Regions from separate parts of the Homo sapiens genome. Here region 2 is linked to region 1. The links are chromatin loops, found by intact Hi-C in ENCODE. Cell type or tissue: GM12878. All regions are shown on one strand.

Region 1 (8,000 bases):
GAATTTAACCACTCTAGTACTTCATATAAGTGGAATCATATATATTTGTCCTTTTGTGTCTGGCTTACTTTACCTAGCATAATGGCCTCAAGGTTCATCCATGTTGGCTGTGTGTGGTGGCTCATGCCTGTAATCCCAGCACTTTGGGAGGCCGAGGCAGGCGGATCACCTGAGGTCAGGAGTTTGAGACTAGCCTGGCCAACATGGCGGAACCCCATCTCTATTAAAAATACAAAAATTAGCCAGATGTGGTGTTTTGTGTCTGTGATTCTAGGTATTTGGGAGGCTGAGGCAGGAAAATCTCTTGAACCTGGGAGGTGGAGGTTACAGTGAGCCGAGATCATACCACTGCACTCCAGCCTGGGCAACAGAGCAAAACTCTGTCTCAGAAAAAAAAAAAAAAAAAAAAAAAAAGGTTCATCCATGTTGTAGCGTGTATCAGAATTTCCTTCCTTTTTTTTTTTTTTTTTTTTTTTAATTTTTAAGACAGGGTCTCTCTCGCCCAGGCTGGAGTTCAGTGGTGCAATCTTGGCTCACTGCAACCTCCACCTTCTGGGTTCAAGTGATCCTCCTACTTCACCCTCCTAAGTAGCTGGGACTACAGGTGTGTGCCACCTCACCCAGCTAATTTTTGTATTTGTTTATGGAGACAGGGTTTCACCATGTTGGCCAGGCTGGTCTCAAACTCCTGGGCTCAGGTGATCTGCCTGCCTTGGCCTTCCAAAGTGCTGGGATTACAGAAGTGGGCCACCACGCTTGGCTGCCTTCCTTTTTAAGGCTAAATAACATTTTATTGTCTGTGTAGATCACCTTTTGTTGATCCATTCATACATCAAAAGGCACGGGTTATTTCCAAAACCTTTTGCCTATCATGAATAATGCTGTTATGAACATGGATGTCTAAATATCTCCTCGAGACCCTATTCCCAGTTGTTCAGGGTATATACCTATAGGTGGTATTGCCAGATCATAGGGTACTTCTATTTTTCATTTTTTGAGGAGCCATCCCTACTGTTTTCCATAGCAGCTGCACCATTTTACATTTCTACCAACAGTGCCCAAGGGTTCCAGTTTCTCCACATCCTCTCCAACATTTGTTATTTTCTATTTTGCTTTATTAAATTGATGACCATCCCAATGGGTGTGAGGTGTATCTCATTGTGGTTTTGATTTGCGTTTCCCTGTAGACTAGTGATGTTGAGCATATGTCCGCATGCTGTTGGCCATTTGTGTATCTTCTTTACAAAAATGTTTGTTCAAGAGATGATTCCTAATTGAGAGCGACAGCCCCTTGTCCTGTATCCAATTGCTCCATAAGCTTGTAGTGTCTCCTTTTGTGGGATGACCCAAAATGCCTACACCCCTTTACAGCACACACCTCCTCCCGGGGAAGATGGACTTGCGGAATATCACTGAGGTTAGGAACTGCGACTAAAAGAACATTTTTTTTTTTTTTGAGACACAGTCTCACTCTGTTGCCCAGGCTGGAGTACAATGGCACAATCTCAGCTCACTGCAGCCTCCGCCTCCCAGGTTCAAGCGATTCTCCCGCCTCAGCCTCCCGAGTAACTGGGATTACAGGTGTGCACCACCACGCTTGGCTAGTTTTTGTATTTTTAATAGAGATGGGGTTTTGCCATGTTGCCCAGGCTGGTCTCAAACTCCTGACCTCAAGTTGATCCATCCACCTTGGCCTCCCAAAGTGTTGGGATTACAGGTGTGAGCCACCTTGCCCGGCCCTAAAAGAACATTTTAAAAAAGAAACACCCACTCCACTGGCTACCCCCGGCATGCACATAACGAATGCAATGAATGTCTCATGAATGCAATCTCCGTCACACCCCCTTAGGGCTGCTCATTAACAGTAATAGACAAGAACGGTTCATTCCTACAAAGTTCACATGATGTGTAGGCTTGTTGCTGAGTGCTTTATGTGAATTGTTTAACTGAGTCTTCACAACGCCTTTTGAGATAGACACTGCTTTTTTTTTTTTGAGAGTGAATTTTGCATAAGTTTATTGATGGTAATTAATTTGGAGGCCAAAATGCATTCTACCTTGAAATAAATCAAATAATACTAAACCTAGGATTTCCCCTTACTCTAAAAATGTAATTAACAAGAAGCGGAAGAGTTTGAGGTATACACCAGCTGACTAATGTAGGGCCACAGAAAGCAAATTAACAGATGTTTTTCTGAATTCACAGCTTAAGTTCTACCTCTTACCTGGGTAAAATGTCAGGGACTCGTCTGAAGTCCTGAAGTGTGAGGATTAGTTAGAATAAAAGTTCTACTAAGGAATTTAAGGGTAGTGCATTCAGTCAGGGCAAATTCCAGATGGACAAACCAGAGAACTTTCAAGTGAAGATTTGATGGGTTTAGCCATTCCTGTGATCTCAGTAAGGAATTTTCTCTTGGTTGTCAGAACATTGATGGAAGATTAAATAAGTCTTTTTTTTTTTTTTCTTGGAGATGGAGTCTCACTCTGTAGCCCAGGCTGTAGTGTAATGGCATAATCTCGGCTCACTGCAACCTCTGCCTCCTGGGTTCAAGCGATTCTCTGCCTCGGCCTCCTGAGCAGGTGGAATTATAGGCACCAGCCATCACACCTGGCTAATTTTTGTATTTTTAGTAGAGATGGGGTTTCACCGTGTTAGTCAGGCCGGTCTCGAACGCCTGACCTCATGATCCACCCACCTTGGCCTCCCAAAGGGCTGAGATTACAGGCATGAGCCACCACACCCAGCCAATTCTTTTTTTAAATAAATAAATAAATAAATGTAAAGCCCAGAGTGTCCTGAATTTTCTAAAAAGTGTTTTATTATTATTATACTTTAAGTTCTGGGATACACATGCAGAATGTGCAGGTTTGTTACATAGGTATACATGTGCCATGATGGTTTGCTGCACCCATCAACCCAAGAGATAGATGCAGCCTTTTATCCCTGTTTTCCCAGTGAATGAAGATGAGATCACATGCCTAATGAATGGCCAGGCTATGGTGCACCCTGGAGGGAGGCTCTCCTCGTGCGCTTGTCTGTGAGGTGTTCGATGGATGGATTCAAAGGAGTCTAGGGAGATACCGCTGCCTGGATTTTAAAATGTAATTAAACTCAGGCCCTAGGGATTGCAAAAACCCATTAAACCTTAACACACACACAAACACACACACACACACACACACACGTTGGAATGGTAGTATCAGCCATCACTTTCCTTCTGTAACTACCTCAACACATTCACTGCACAGAATAGTTCCACCAATTACAAATGTTCAGAATAACGGAGGGCCTGGTAATGATCAAATTCAGTTCTGTGAAAAGACCTCATTTTGGGACAGTTGCTGAGCCAGGACTTAAACTGGGCTCAAACCCAGCACACTAAGAGGACAGCATTTTGGGGTTTTGCCGAATGGAGGGAAAAGATACCATAATGCAGTTCCAGGTACTTTTAGATTCTTTCCTCTAAGACCCCACTTTCTCATTATAAAGTGGAAATAATAATACTGAACTTACATACAGATTGTAAGAGTATCAGGTTTTTTTTTTAAATAAATGTGAAAGCGCTTTGAAACCAAGTTCAGAAATGAAAGGTGAGCAGTCTCCACCAGGTGGCAGCCTTGGGCAGCGAAGTAAATGCATGGCAAGGCTGAATCCGCGAAATCACTCTCCAGCAGGGCAAGTAAAAAATTGTCCCCGGCCCACGCCTGTAATCCCAGCACTTTGGGAGGCAGAGGCGGGTGGATCAAGAGGTCAGGAGTTCGAGACCAGCCTGACCAACATGGTGAGATGCCATCTCTACTAAAAATACAAAAGTTAGCCGGGCGTGGTGGCAGGCGCCTGTAATCCCAGCTACTCGGGAGGCTCACTCAGGAGAATTGCTTGAGCGAACCCGGGAGGCTGAGGTTGCAGTAAGCCGAGATCGCACCATTGCACTCCAGCCTGGGTGCCAGAGCGAGACTCCGTCTCAAAAAAAAAAAAAAAAAAAAAAAAATTGACCCAAAGCCTACTTGGGCAGACGCTTGGGGAAAGGGAGAGGAGTTGCGTTCAGTACTGTCTTGTCCCAAATGCTGAGCTGGCACTGAAGGCCTCTGAACATCATGCACGCCTAGGACTTTGCGATTCAGGGAAAATTAAAAAGAATAAATGTCAGAACTAAATACTACAGATGCCCTGAGTGGAGGTGATGACACCTTTGCAGCCAGCCACATTTAGGTTCAAGGTCCCGACAGCATCAGCCCACATGCTGAATGTCACTCCAGAACCCAGCCCTCTCTTCTCAAAATCTTTCCTTGGGCTTGGGCACATAAATGACCACAAATGACCAAGGGACAGCATCTTTCAAGTTGATATAGGAGACCAAGTCGCATCCCAAGGCCCCCTGTCTCCCTCCTGTGATCAAGAATAATATTTTCATTTGTACAAATTGCCATTTAAATTTTTTATATATACTATGATATTTGAGCCTCAGCATCTCTGCGTGAGATGGAGCGAGAATCGCTGGCTTTCCAGAGGAGGAAGTAGGTACAGAGAGGCTAAGTGACTCAGAGACAAAGGACTGGGGGATGGCTGGATAGCCTGTGTAACCTGTGTCAGTGTAAAGATCATGAAAGGCACTGCTGAGTGGTTGACAGTTCAGCTTTTGCTGCCGGGCAGACCCAGGTTCTTTTCCCAGGCATGCCCCTTGGTAAAAGGGATAAATGTGGGCACCTCCTGTAACGTCTCCAAGCTTCCCTTTCCTCTCTAATTGAGCAAGGATGTTATAAGGCTCTAACCACAACCTTCTTGGGAAGATTCAGTGAGATAAAGCATGCAAAGTTCTTAGTCCCATGCCAGGCATGTGATTAGCTCGTTGGATTTAGACCCGAGTTTTTTTCTCTTGGCTGTGATTCTCTTTGTGCCACCCACACAGCCCCCTGGTGCTTTGGGGACCTTGAAGAGCCCAGAGGGTAGTGTTAGACCCAGATAACCCATCCCGATGCTGATACCCGGATGCCTGGGTTTACCCAGCGTAGGTTTAGTATCTGCTCCCTCCCTGTCTCTTGGGGAACGGTTCCTACTGTATGTTAAAATCTAAGTTGTCAAGGTAAAATAAGCCGCTTATTTCTGCTTTTTCAAAGTTCAATTTCATTCACTTTTTAAAGTATTAATATTTGTTTCTATCAAAGTAATAGATGACATCATTTAAAAGTCAAATGGTTCCACAAGGCTGATTATGACAAACAGCTTCCTCCCTGCAACTCCTGCCACTTGCAACAGTTTTAGCTGTTTCTTCTAGTATTTGCCTCCATATAGATAAATAATTGACACAGGGCATTATTCCTTGATTGATTCACTTTTAGGTTGTTGAATTCCTGTTAAAAATGGATGAAGACGGCCAGGCACAGTGGTTCACACCTATAATACCAGCACTTTGGGAGGCTGAGGTGGGAGGATCACTTGATCTTAGGAGCTTGAGACCAGCCTGGGCAACCTAGTGAGATCCCATCTCTACAAAAAACACAAAAATTAGTCGGGTGTGGTGGCACATGCCTGCAGTCCCAGCTTCTCTGGAGGCTGAGGTGGGAGGATTGCCTGAGCCCCAAAGGCGGAGGTTGCAGTGAGTCCAAGAGTCCAGATCACACTACTGCACTCCAGCCCGGTGGACAGAGCGAGACTTTGTCACAAAGAAAAAAAAAATAAGGATGTAGATTTAGATTATAACCACCCACATTTTATTTCCTTTTCCATTTTCTTAGTATGGTGATAGCATAATTCTGGCTTAAAGCCGTAGTCATAAGCATGACATTATCGTGACTAATCCAAGTAGTATCCTGTGGTTGCAGCTCGTTTTTTAGACAACCCATTGTTTTACCCAAAGGGAATACTTGCCTTGCTTTCACTTATTTAGTTACTACATACCCTTCACTTTTCTCCCAAAAGTTCCTACAGATTCTCAGATGTCTACCAATATTAATTTCCAGCTACGTCGGGTAGTTCTCGTTCCTCTTTGGTTTGATTTTGGTTGCTGTGGCAGCTGCTACTGCTGTTGTTTTTCCAGGACCTCCCTCTTAGACTCCTCCAACCTCCTGCTCCAGCCTGGACTTGGTCTCATGCAGAGTCTCAACCCGGGATGCCGCATCCCCATCAGGGTCTTTCCTTCTCCCTCGTTCTGTATTGGGTCCTCTCTTTCCCGGATCCGGAGTCTTCCTGTTTTTTGTTTTACACCATTGTTTCGCTGGAGAACATCCTGCAATCAATCCAGAGAAAGCGCATATGGGAAGTAAAATGTTTGGATACTGGCATATCTGAAAAAGTCTTTATTCTAGCTTTGTATCTAATGAATAGTTTGACTGGATATAGAAATATACAAAAAAAAAATTTCTCTCAGAATACCAAAGGCGTTGCTCTGGAAAAGCCCACCATCCTATCCATTGTATGTGACACCCCCTTGGGCTCCCCAACAATGGGATCCTTTGGGAACTCCTTTTTGCTCCTTCTGATCTAAAATTTCAGGATGGGTGCCCTGATGTGGGTCTTTGTAAATCCATTGTACTCTGTGTTCGATGGGCACTTTTAGTCTGGAGACGTGACATGCATTCTTTTTTAGTTGTGAGGTTCTTTTTGGATTGTTTCTTTGACATCTTCTCCCCTCTTGCCTGTGTCCTCTCTTTCCAGAATTCCTATTTATCAAATGCTGGGCATGGCCTCCCACTCCTATACTTGTCTCTCCAGCTGTCTATCTCTGTCTTTTTATTCTACTTTCTGGGAGGCTTTGTCAGTATTTACTTTAATCTCTTCTCTGGACTTTCTAACCTTTGCCATTATGGTTTTGTTTTTTGTTGTTTTTTTTTTTCTTAAATTTCTAAGAGTTTCTTTATATTATCTGATTTTTTAATATTATGCTATTATTGTTTCAGGAACATAATATCCTCTCTTATCACTCTGATAATATTAGTTATCATTATTATTCTATGTTTCCTTCCAGCTCTTTTTTTCCAGTTTATTTGTGTTGGTCTCTCTTTCCTGTACGAGGCTTCCTCAGTTGTCTGCTGGCCCTGGTCTGTTGCTTCACACTTAGAAACTAAGCAGATGCTCCATTTCAGGGTGGGATGGTCCCCCAGTGGGTGTCCCTGTGACGTGATCCCGTCGCAAGCTGGTTCTTTCCCTGGGGAACCCCGAATATCAGTGTCTTGGTATCTGGACATCTTTCCTCTCTGGCTCTCCATTCTCTCCAGAAAAAACCCTTCCCTTCCTGCCTGGGACATGTCCTCCCACATCCAGGGATCGGGAGGGAACAGTCTCCACACTGGGTATAGAATTCCATGTAATTCCTGCACTTCCGGTCCACTTCATCCCTGCTTCCTGTTCTTCTTCAGAGAACGAACCTCTCATCTCTTTAATAGCAGAAAGGCGAGGAAAGGTGTTTGGCTTTGTTTTGCTATTTTTCCCAAACTGTGAACACTGCCTTCCTACCTTCCTCTCTCTTTCCCAGCAGGCAGGAGGCATGGCCACAGCAGACGCCCCTCTCACTTTCTCTTCCCTTCCACCCCCCTACTTTATACAATAGAGCAGGAAAATGTAGTCATAATCTATCCAAGTTGCAGAAAATTAAAATATGGATATGAGACAGCGGGGCTGTCATTGTGTGCTTCCGGTGGAGCAGGAGGAAGTGTGGAATAGGATTCCTACATGGTCCAACAGTGTTTCTGATGTGCTTGAACTCACTAAGGAGACAGGTGGGTGATAGAGAGGACATTGGCCAGGGCGTGGATACATCTCATTTAGAAATGTGAGTCCCGTCCCATGGGAAACTCTCACAGGAAGCCTGCCTGGAACGTTGCGTGTTCCCTGGAAAGAGACCAATAAGACGGCACAGCTTTCCCGCCAAGCCTTTTCCATCTGCTCCTCTCCCTCTTCCGGTGTGGCTTCCAACAGCCAACTGAAGGTGCCCATCCATCAGCCCCTGCAGGAGGCAGCGGACTTGTCCCATGAGACAGGAGCGAGTCAGGGAATGTGGACCC
Region 2 (8,000 bases), 410 kb after region 1:
ATAAACACAAGACCAAACCACCTCCTGGCCTAGACCGCAAGTGTCTCTCCTGATCCCTGCCTGGAGTATTAAGAGAAATGCTGGGAACAGTCATTAACTCAGTGAGCTTTCATTTTTGCATAATAGAGCCCCCCCACCTTTTTTTTTTTTTTGAGATGGAGTCTTGCTCTGTCACCCAGGCTGGAGTGCAGTGGCACGATCTTGGCTCACTGCAACCTCCACCTCCCGGGTTCAAGCAATTCTCCTGCCTCAGCCTCCCGACTAGCTGGGACTACAGATGAGTGCCACCACGCCCAGCTAATTTTTGTATTTTTAGTAGAGACAGGGTTTCACCATGTTGGCCAGGATGGTCTCGATCTCTTGACCTTGTGATCTGCCCACCTCGGCCTCCCAAAGTGCTGGGATTACAGGCGTGAGCCACTGTGCCCAGCAACAGAGTCCATTTTAATCTAACCTAACTGTGCTGTCAGCTAAGCCTTTTCCTGGACAGGCTGTCTTCTAACATCTCGGCCTTTATATTAACCCAATTGTATCCTCTGCTCATTTCCATTATTTTCCCTGTAACTTCGTGATGACTTCTCAGGTTCTATTTGGGGTTTCCTTGCAGTATTTAATCTCTGAGCCTACACCATCCAATACAGCAGCCATTAGGCACATATAGGTACTGAGCACTTGAGATGAGCTCTTAGGTGTAAAATTTGCATCGTATTTAAAAGACCTAATAAGACATTTTTAACCATTTAAAAAATGTTACTTACACATTGAAATGAGACTATTTGGAGTGTATTGGGTTAAATAACATGTATTATTAAAACTAATTTCATCTGTTTCTTTTTACTTTTTCAATGTGGCTATTAGAACATTTTATTTTAATACTGTAAGTATTTCTTAAATTTCAACTCTTTAATTTTTTTATTTTTTTGAGATGGAGTCTCGCTCTCTTGCCAAAGTTGGAGTGCAATGGTGCGATCTCAGCTCACTGCAACCTCTACCTCCCGGGTTCAAGCAATTCTCCTGCCTCAGCCTCCCGAGTAGCTGGGATTACAGGTACCTGCCACCATGACTGGGTAATTTTTATATTTTTAATAGAGACACAGTTTCACCATACTGGCCAGGCTGGCCTCGAACTCCTGGCTTCAAGTGATCCGCCCACCTTGGCCTCCCAAAGCGCTGGGATTACAGGCATGAGCCACCACGCCCTGCCCAAGACTTTTTATTTCATTTTTTTCAATATTTTTCTTTTAGAAACTGGCCTCGCTCTGTCACCCAGGCTGCCAGGCTGGAGTGCAGTGGCACCACCATAGCTCACTATAGCCTCGACTTCCTGCGCTCAAGCCATCCTCCCAGGTCAGCCTCCTGAGCAGTTAGGATCCCAGGCACACACTGCATGCCTGGCTAAGTTTAAAATTTTTTCTGTAGAGATGAGGTCTTGCTATGTTGCCCAGGCTGGTCTTGAACTCTGGCCTCAAGGGATCCTCCCACCCTGGCCTCCTGAAATGCTGGGATTAAAGGCATGAGCCACTGAGCCTGGCAGTTTTTTCATTTCCACATTATTGTCTTAGTACTCTGAAACTGGTAAAAATGATTACTCTTTTCACTGTATTACCACTGTCATTGGTCTAGTGCAAACACTGTACATTGCTATTTGTAGTGGCTGGAATATTATTAATATACCTGGTATGTTTGCAAGTCTCTTCGCTTCCCAGTGGCAGCAGAACATAGTGGAGAAGCATGCTAGCGCCTCCATCCAGCTGTGTGACCTCAAAGAGGTGGTCCAACCTCTCTGATCTTCCTAATACCTACAAAATTGTACTGATCATTATAGAATCAGCTTGGTAAGTTTGTTGGTGAGTGTAAAACAAGTGTCTGGAGCATAGTGGATGCTCAATAAACATTTGACATAGTATTGGCAGCTGGGTGTTTGGTTCCCAATCAAGAATATGACTTGGGGGTATTGGATTAGATACCTTTCAAATCTCAATTTCTATGATTCTCTGGGATACAATGAAATGATAAAATGTACTTTCATTTTGGTTTTGCTAAAACCACTTGCACAGTGGACAGCTGCATGAAGGATGCTTCTGCCGGTCTTCATCATGTTACAGCTATCAGAACAATGAGGGGCTTCTTTGCAGAGCCTCCATTGATTTGTTTCAATAAATTAACTTCTAGGCCAAGCACAGTGGCTCACGCCTGTAATCTCAGCACTTTGGGAGGCCGAGGAGGGCAGATCACAAGGTCAGGAGTTCGAGACCAGCCTGGCCAAGAGACCAATCTGGCCAATATGATGAAATCCCGTCTCTACTAAAAATACAAAAATTAGCTGGGCGTGGCGGCAGGTGCCTGTAATCCCAGCTGCTTGGGAGGCTGAGGCAGGAGAATTGCTTGAACCCGGGAGGCAGAGGTTGTAGTGAGCCAAGATCGCGCCATTGTACTCCAGCCTAGGTGACAGAGTGAGACTCTGACACACATACAAAAAATTAACTTCTTTGGGAAGCATACTTCTGGGTAGACATCCACTAAATGGGACTCGAAGCAGATCAAGGAAATTAATGGACATGATTTTGTTTTGCAACCCCATAAAGGAGAATAAATAGATAACCAGATATTATGTGAAAAATGCTTCTGTGGTCAAATGTGTTTCCAAACCTTGCCTGCCTACTATGACCTCCTCTTAGAGATGCACAACACACTTCCTGCTTATTAATAGCTCAGAGCAGCTTTGTCCAATAGAAATATAATCTCTGTCCAATAGAAATATAATGTGAGCCACAGCTGAATGTAACATTTTTGACGTGGGATCATCTAGGTACCCATCAACAGTGGATTGAATAAAGAAAATGTGGTGTATATACACCGTGGAATACTATACAGCCATAAAAAAGAACAAGCTCCCGTCCTTTGCAGCAACAAAGTCGCATCTGGAGGCCATTATCCTAAGCGAATTAACACAGAAACAGAAAATCAAATACTGCATGTTCTCACTTATAAGTGGGAGCTGAACTTTGGGTACACATGGACATAAAGATGGGAACAGTAGACACTAAGGACTCCAAAAGGGGGAAAGGAGGGAGGAGGCAAGGAGATAAGGGCTGAAAACCCACCTGTTGGGTGATATGCTCAGTACCTGGGTGATAGGATCAATCGTACCCCAAACCTCAGGATCATGGAAATATACTAAACCTGAACATATACATCCTGAATCGAAAATAAAAGTTGGAGACAGAGTTGAGACTCTGTCTCAAAATAAATTTATTTATCTATTTAAAAAAATAAAAAGTGTTGAGCTTTTCTGATCCTAGGGCCAGAGAGCAGCAGGGAGAATAGTGTTATATTCAGCTGTGGTTTCTGCAGTGATGCCTGGCGCCCCCACAGCATTTAATATTTTGAGAGTGTTTAGCTCTGTTAATTCCTGCCTTTTGCAGGATATAGAGAAAGAAACAGAAGCACAGAGCTGATGAGCTGCTCCTCCTCCCCTGGGCCAGAGCACAGACTCCAGCAACAGGATCCTGACTCAGAGCATTAGGTTATGCTGCCTCCTACCGGCCATAGTGGGGATCTGCACAAAACCCACAGGTCTCATCTGGATTAATACACAGACTTTTTTAAAGAGCGGGGAGGGGAATCTCGTCTAAATATGTCTGCAGTCTCCAGATTGAGAAATGCCATTCTAAATCAATCAAGTGACAAAGTTCACATATCAACCAAGCCTCAAATTCTAAGAGGTGCTTTTCATGGGAGACCTTGCAAGGCAGGGTGTTTTCTTTGTTCTCAGGATTATCCACTTTGTGTATATTTTCCACAATAAACCTCACAGTCATGGTGACCTTTTGCCAGTCACCTGTCTACTTGGCTTTCGAAGCTGTTTATAACTCCATTCTTACAGAAACATACTTTTCCCCCAGGTTCTGTGAAACTGTACTTATTTCTCTCCTTCACCTTATATAAGTTTCTGTCTTTTCCCATCTAGAACAGGGGAGGATATCATTGCTGTGTCTCAACACTCTGTCCTTTACACTTCTTTTTTTTGTTGTATTTTTTTTTAGACAGGGTCTTGCTCTGTCACCTAGGCTGCAGTGTAGTAGCACAGTCATACCTCACTGCAACCTTGATCTCCTGGGATCAAGTGATTCTCCCATCTCAGCCTTCTGACTGCTGGGACTATCGGTGCACACCAAAATGTCCAGCTAATTTTTAAATTTTTTTGTAGAGATGTGGTTTTTCTGTGTTGCCCAGGTGGGTCTCGAAATCCTGGACTCAAGTGATTCCCCACCTCAGCCTCCCGAAGTGTTGGTATGATAGGCATGAGCCATCAGGCCTGGTCTTAAAATACTTTCTTTTTTTTTTTTTTTTTAAATAATGATGGGGTCTTCCTGTGTTGCCCAGGTTGGTCATGAACTCCTGAGCTCAAGCAATGCTCCCAACTCAGCCTCCCAAACTGCTGGGATTAGAGGCATGGGTGCCCAGCCTTTCTTAGTTTTTTAAAACAAATAAAATGTGTGCTGGGCGAAGTGGTTCACGCCTGTAACCCCAGCATTTTGGGAGATCGACACGGGCAAATCACCTGAGGTCAGGAGTTCAAGCAGCCTGGCCAACATGGCGAAACCTCGTCTCTACTAAAAAGACAAAAATTAGCCAGGCATGGTGGTAGGCGTCTGTGGTCCCAGCTACTCGGGAGGCTGAGGCTGGAGGATCGCTTGAATCCAGGAGAGAGAGGTTGCGGTGAGCCGAGATCGCGCCACTGCACTCCAGCCTGGGCGACAGAGTGAGACTCTATCTTAAGTAAATAAATAAATAAATAAATATAAATAAAATGTTATGAAGTTCAAGCATAACCTCTACTTCTGGCTTTTCTCCCTCCCTCCCAAAAGTCAGAATATCATGCATTTTATGTGAGTCCTTCTCATTCTGGTCATAGATAAACACATTCAGTAAGTATGTAGTAGTATTATTATTTAGTGTTTTCAGATTTCACGAACGGCATCATATAATGCATTTTATCTTGCACTTGTTCTGTTCACTTAACACTATGCTTTTTAATTATAGTAAAATATACACAGCATAAAATTTACCATTTTAGGCCAGGCACAGTAGTTCACGCCTGTTATCCCAGCACTTTGGAAGGCTGAGGAGGGCAGATCACCTGAGGTCGGGAGTTCAAGACCAGCCTGGCCAACATGGAGAAACCCCGTCTCTACTAAAAATACAAAACTAGCCAGGCGTGGTGGTGCATGCCTGTAATCCCAGCTACTTGGGAGGCTGAGGCAGGAGAATCACTTCAACCTGGGAGGCAGAGGTTGCCGTGAGCTGAGATCACGCCACTGCACTCCAGCCTGGGCAACAAGAGTGAAACTCCGCCTCAAAAAAAAAAAATACCGTTTTAACCATGTTAAGCGTACAGTTCGGTAGCATTAAGTACATTCACACTATTGGGCTACCATCACCACCACCGATCTCCAGGACTTTTTCATTATCCTAAATTGAAACTCCAAACTTATTAAACAGCTTCCTTAACATCGTTTTAAGGTTCCTTTATGCTGATACATTTAGAGTTGCTTCATAATTTTGACTGCTATATAGTATTCTGTGATATGAATGTGCAACATTTATTTTTTCTACTCCTTTTTTTGTTTTTGTTTTTTGTTTTTTTGTTTTTTTGTTTTTGAGACAGACTTTCGTTCTTGTTGCCCAGGCTGGAGTGCAGTGCTGTGATCTTGGCTCACCGCAACCTCCGCCTCCCAGGTTCAAGCAATTCTCCTGCATCAGCCTCCCAAGTAGCTGGGATTACAGGTGCCCGCCACCACGCCCGGCTAATTTTGTATTTTTAGTAGAGACGGGGTTTCTCCATGTTGGTCAGGCTGGTCTTGAACTCCTGATCTCAAGTGATCCACCAGCCTTGGCCTCCCAAAGGGCTGGGATTTCAGGCGTGAGCCACCATGCCCGGCCTTCTACTCCTTTTTCAATGAACATTTATTTCCGATTATTTGCTATTACAAACATCTTCGTATGCAACTCTGTGCACGAACATCCACCTAGAAGCGGCACTAATGAATCAGAGGATATATGTGTCTTCACCTCTACTAGAAAGTATCCAATTGCCCTCCAAAACAGCTTTACTGATGTACAGTCCTGCCCTGAGCATAAGAGACCTCTGATTTCCCCATGTTCCTCACAATATGTGATCAAGACTCACTGGACTTAATTTTTGCCAGTGCAGTGGCTGTAAAGTGATATCTAGCTTTAATTTGCATTCTCCTGATTACTGGTGAGGTTGAGCATCTTTTCGTGTATTTATTTATTTATTTAGAGACAGAGTTTCACTCTTGTTGACCAGGCTGAAGTCCAATGGCACAATCTCGGCTCACTGCAACCTCTGCCTCCGGGGTTCAAGCTATTCTCCTGCCTCAGCCTCCCAAGTAAGTGGGATTATAGGCGTGTGCCACCACACCTGGCTAATTTTGTATTTTTAGTAGAGACAGGGTTTTTCCATGTTGGTCAGGCTAGTCTTGAACTCCCAGCCTCAGGTGATCCACCCCGCTCTGTCTCCCAGTGTGCTGGGATTACAGGCGTGAGCCACCGTGCTCTGCCTCATGTATTTATTCGCAACTTAGATGGCTTCTTTTGTGAATTCCCTGTTCATAACTTTGTTATTTTTTGATTGGATATATTTTTATTGATTTTTAGTTCTTTACATATTCTAGAAAGTGTTCCTCCTTTGTTGATTATATGCAGTGTGACTATCTACTCTCATTCTGTGGCTTGTCTTTTTTTTTTTTTTTCGAGACAGGGCCTTGCTCTGTCACCCAAGCTGGAGTGCAGTGGTACAATCTTGGCTCACTGCAGCCTTGGCTTTCAGGCTTCAGTAATACTCCCATTTCAACCTCCCCAATAGCTGGAACTACAGGCGTGCACTACCATGTCTGGGTAACTTTTCTGTCATTTTTTGTAGAGATGGGGTTTCACCATGTTTGCCAGGCCAACCTCGAACTCCTGAGCTCAAACGATCAGCCCACATTGGCCTCCTAAAGTGCTCAGATTACAGACTTCAGCCACGGTGCCTGGTCTGGCTTGTCTTTTAATGTGGTTTAAGTACCTCTTTATTACACAAAAAGTGTAAGCTTTAATAGAGTCAAGTTTATCAAAATTTTTCCTTCTGATTTGTGCTTTTTGTATCTTAAGAAATCTTTCACAGGCCTAGTGCGGCGGCTCAAGCCTGTAATCCCAGCACTTTGGGAGGCTGAGGCAGGCCGATCACCTGAAGTCAGGAGTTTGAGACCAGCCTGACCAACATGGTGAAACCCCGTCTCCACTAAATTTCCAAAAATTAGCTGGGTGTAGTGGTGCATGTCTGTAATCCTAGCTACTCAGGAGGCAAAGGCAGGAGAATCGCTTGAACCTGGGAGGCAGAATTTGCAAGTGAGCCGAGATCTTGCCACTGCACTCTTTTTGAGACTCTGTCTCAAAAAAAACAAGAAAAGAAAAAATTCTTCTCCCTCTGAAGTCAAAGTCTCATATTTTTGAAATGCAAAGGTGTACTTTTATTATAAGACTCCTAATTGTCTTGTAAACAGCATAATTATATTGCACTGATTTGCATGTGTGTGTATGAAAAGCATTAAATTATTAGACATATACGCTTTAACTATACCGCTTATGTTTGTAATCGTTGGCAGTTTTAATTTTTTTTAATTAAAAAGAGAGGAGGACCACTTGAGGCCAGGAGTTTGAGACCAGCCTAAGCAACACAGAGAGACCCTGTCTCTATTAAGAAAAATAAAAATAATTTAGCTAGGTAAGGTGGTGTGCACCTGTAGTCCCAGCTCCTCAGGAGGCTGAGACAGGACCACTTGAGCGAAGGAAGGAGTTTGAGATAAAAATGGGTTATGATTACACCACTGTACCCAGCCTGTGCAACAGAACAAGACCCTTTCTCTAAAAATAATTAATTGATTAATTAAAGCACAAAATCTCAAAAAAAACTGGAAGAGATGCTGGTTGTT

What was found. Hi-C counts contacts between places; a loop is a spot of excess contacts. Peaks named below come from ENCODE experiments on the same cell type or tissue, not always from the same donor. Only the 100,000 strongest peaks of a DNase experiment are listed, where the experiment ranks them.
Region 2: a loop joins it to region 1, with 6 times the contacts of the local background. A loop is called at or near these places in 27 of 110 quality-filtered maps.

What each region holds. Positions count from the first base shown.
Region 1 is chr10:13,773,783-13,781,782 of GRCh38, reverse strand. The region is part of intron 6 of FRMD4A (FERM domain containing 4A); the gene reads left to right. Among named protein-coding and RNA genes, the nearest start is that of PRPF18, 190 kb to the right of the region's middle. RefSeq lists an enhancer at 6,388-6,557. In GM12878, a CTCF peak has its summit at 3,615 (motif pointing right); a DNase peak (open chromatin) is centred at 3,613; H3K27ac peaks cover 1,708 bases.
Region 2 is chr10:13,367,608-13,375,607 of GRCh38, reverse strand. No RefSeq gene overlaps it. Among named protein-coding and RNA genes, the nearest start is that of SEPHS1, 23 kb to the right of the region's middle. In GM12878, a CTCF peak has its summit at 3,540 (motif pointing left); a DNase peak (open chromatin) is centred at 3,535.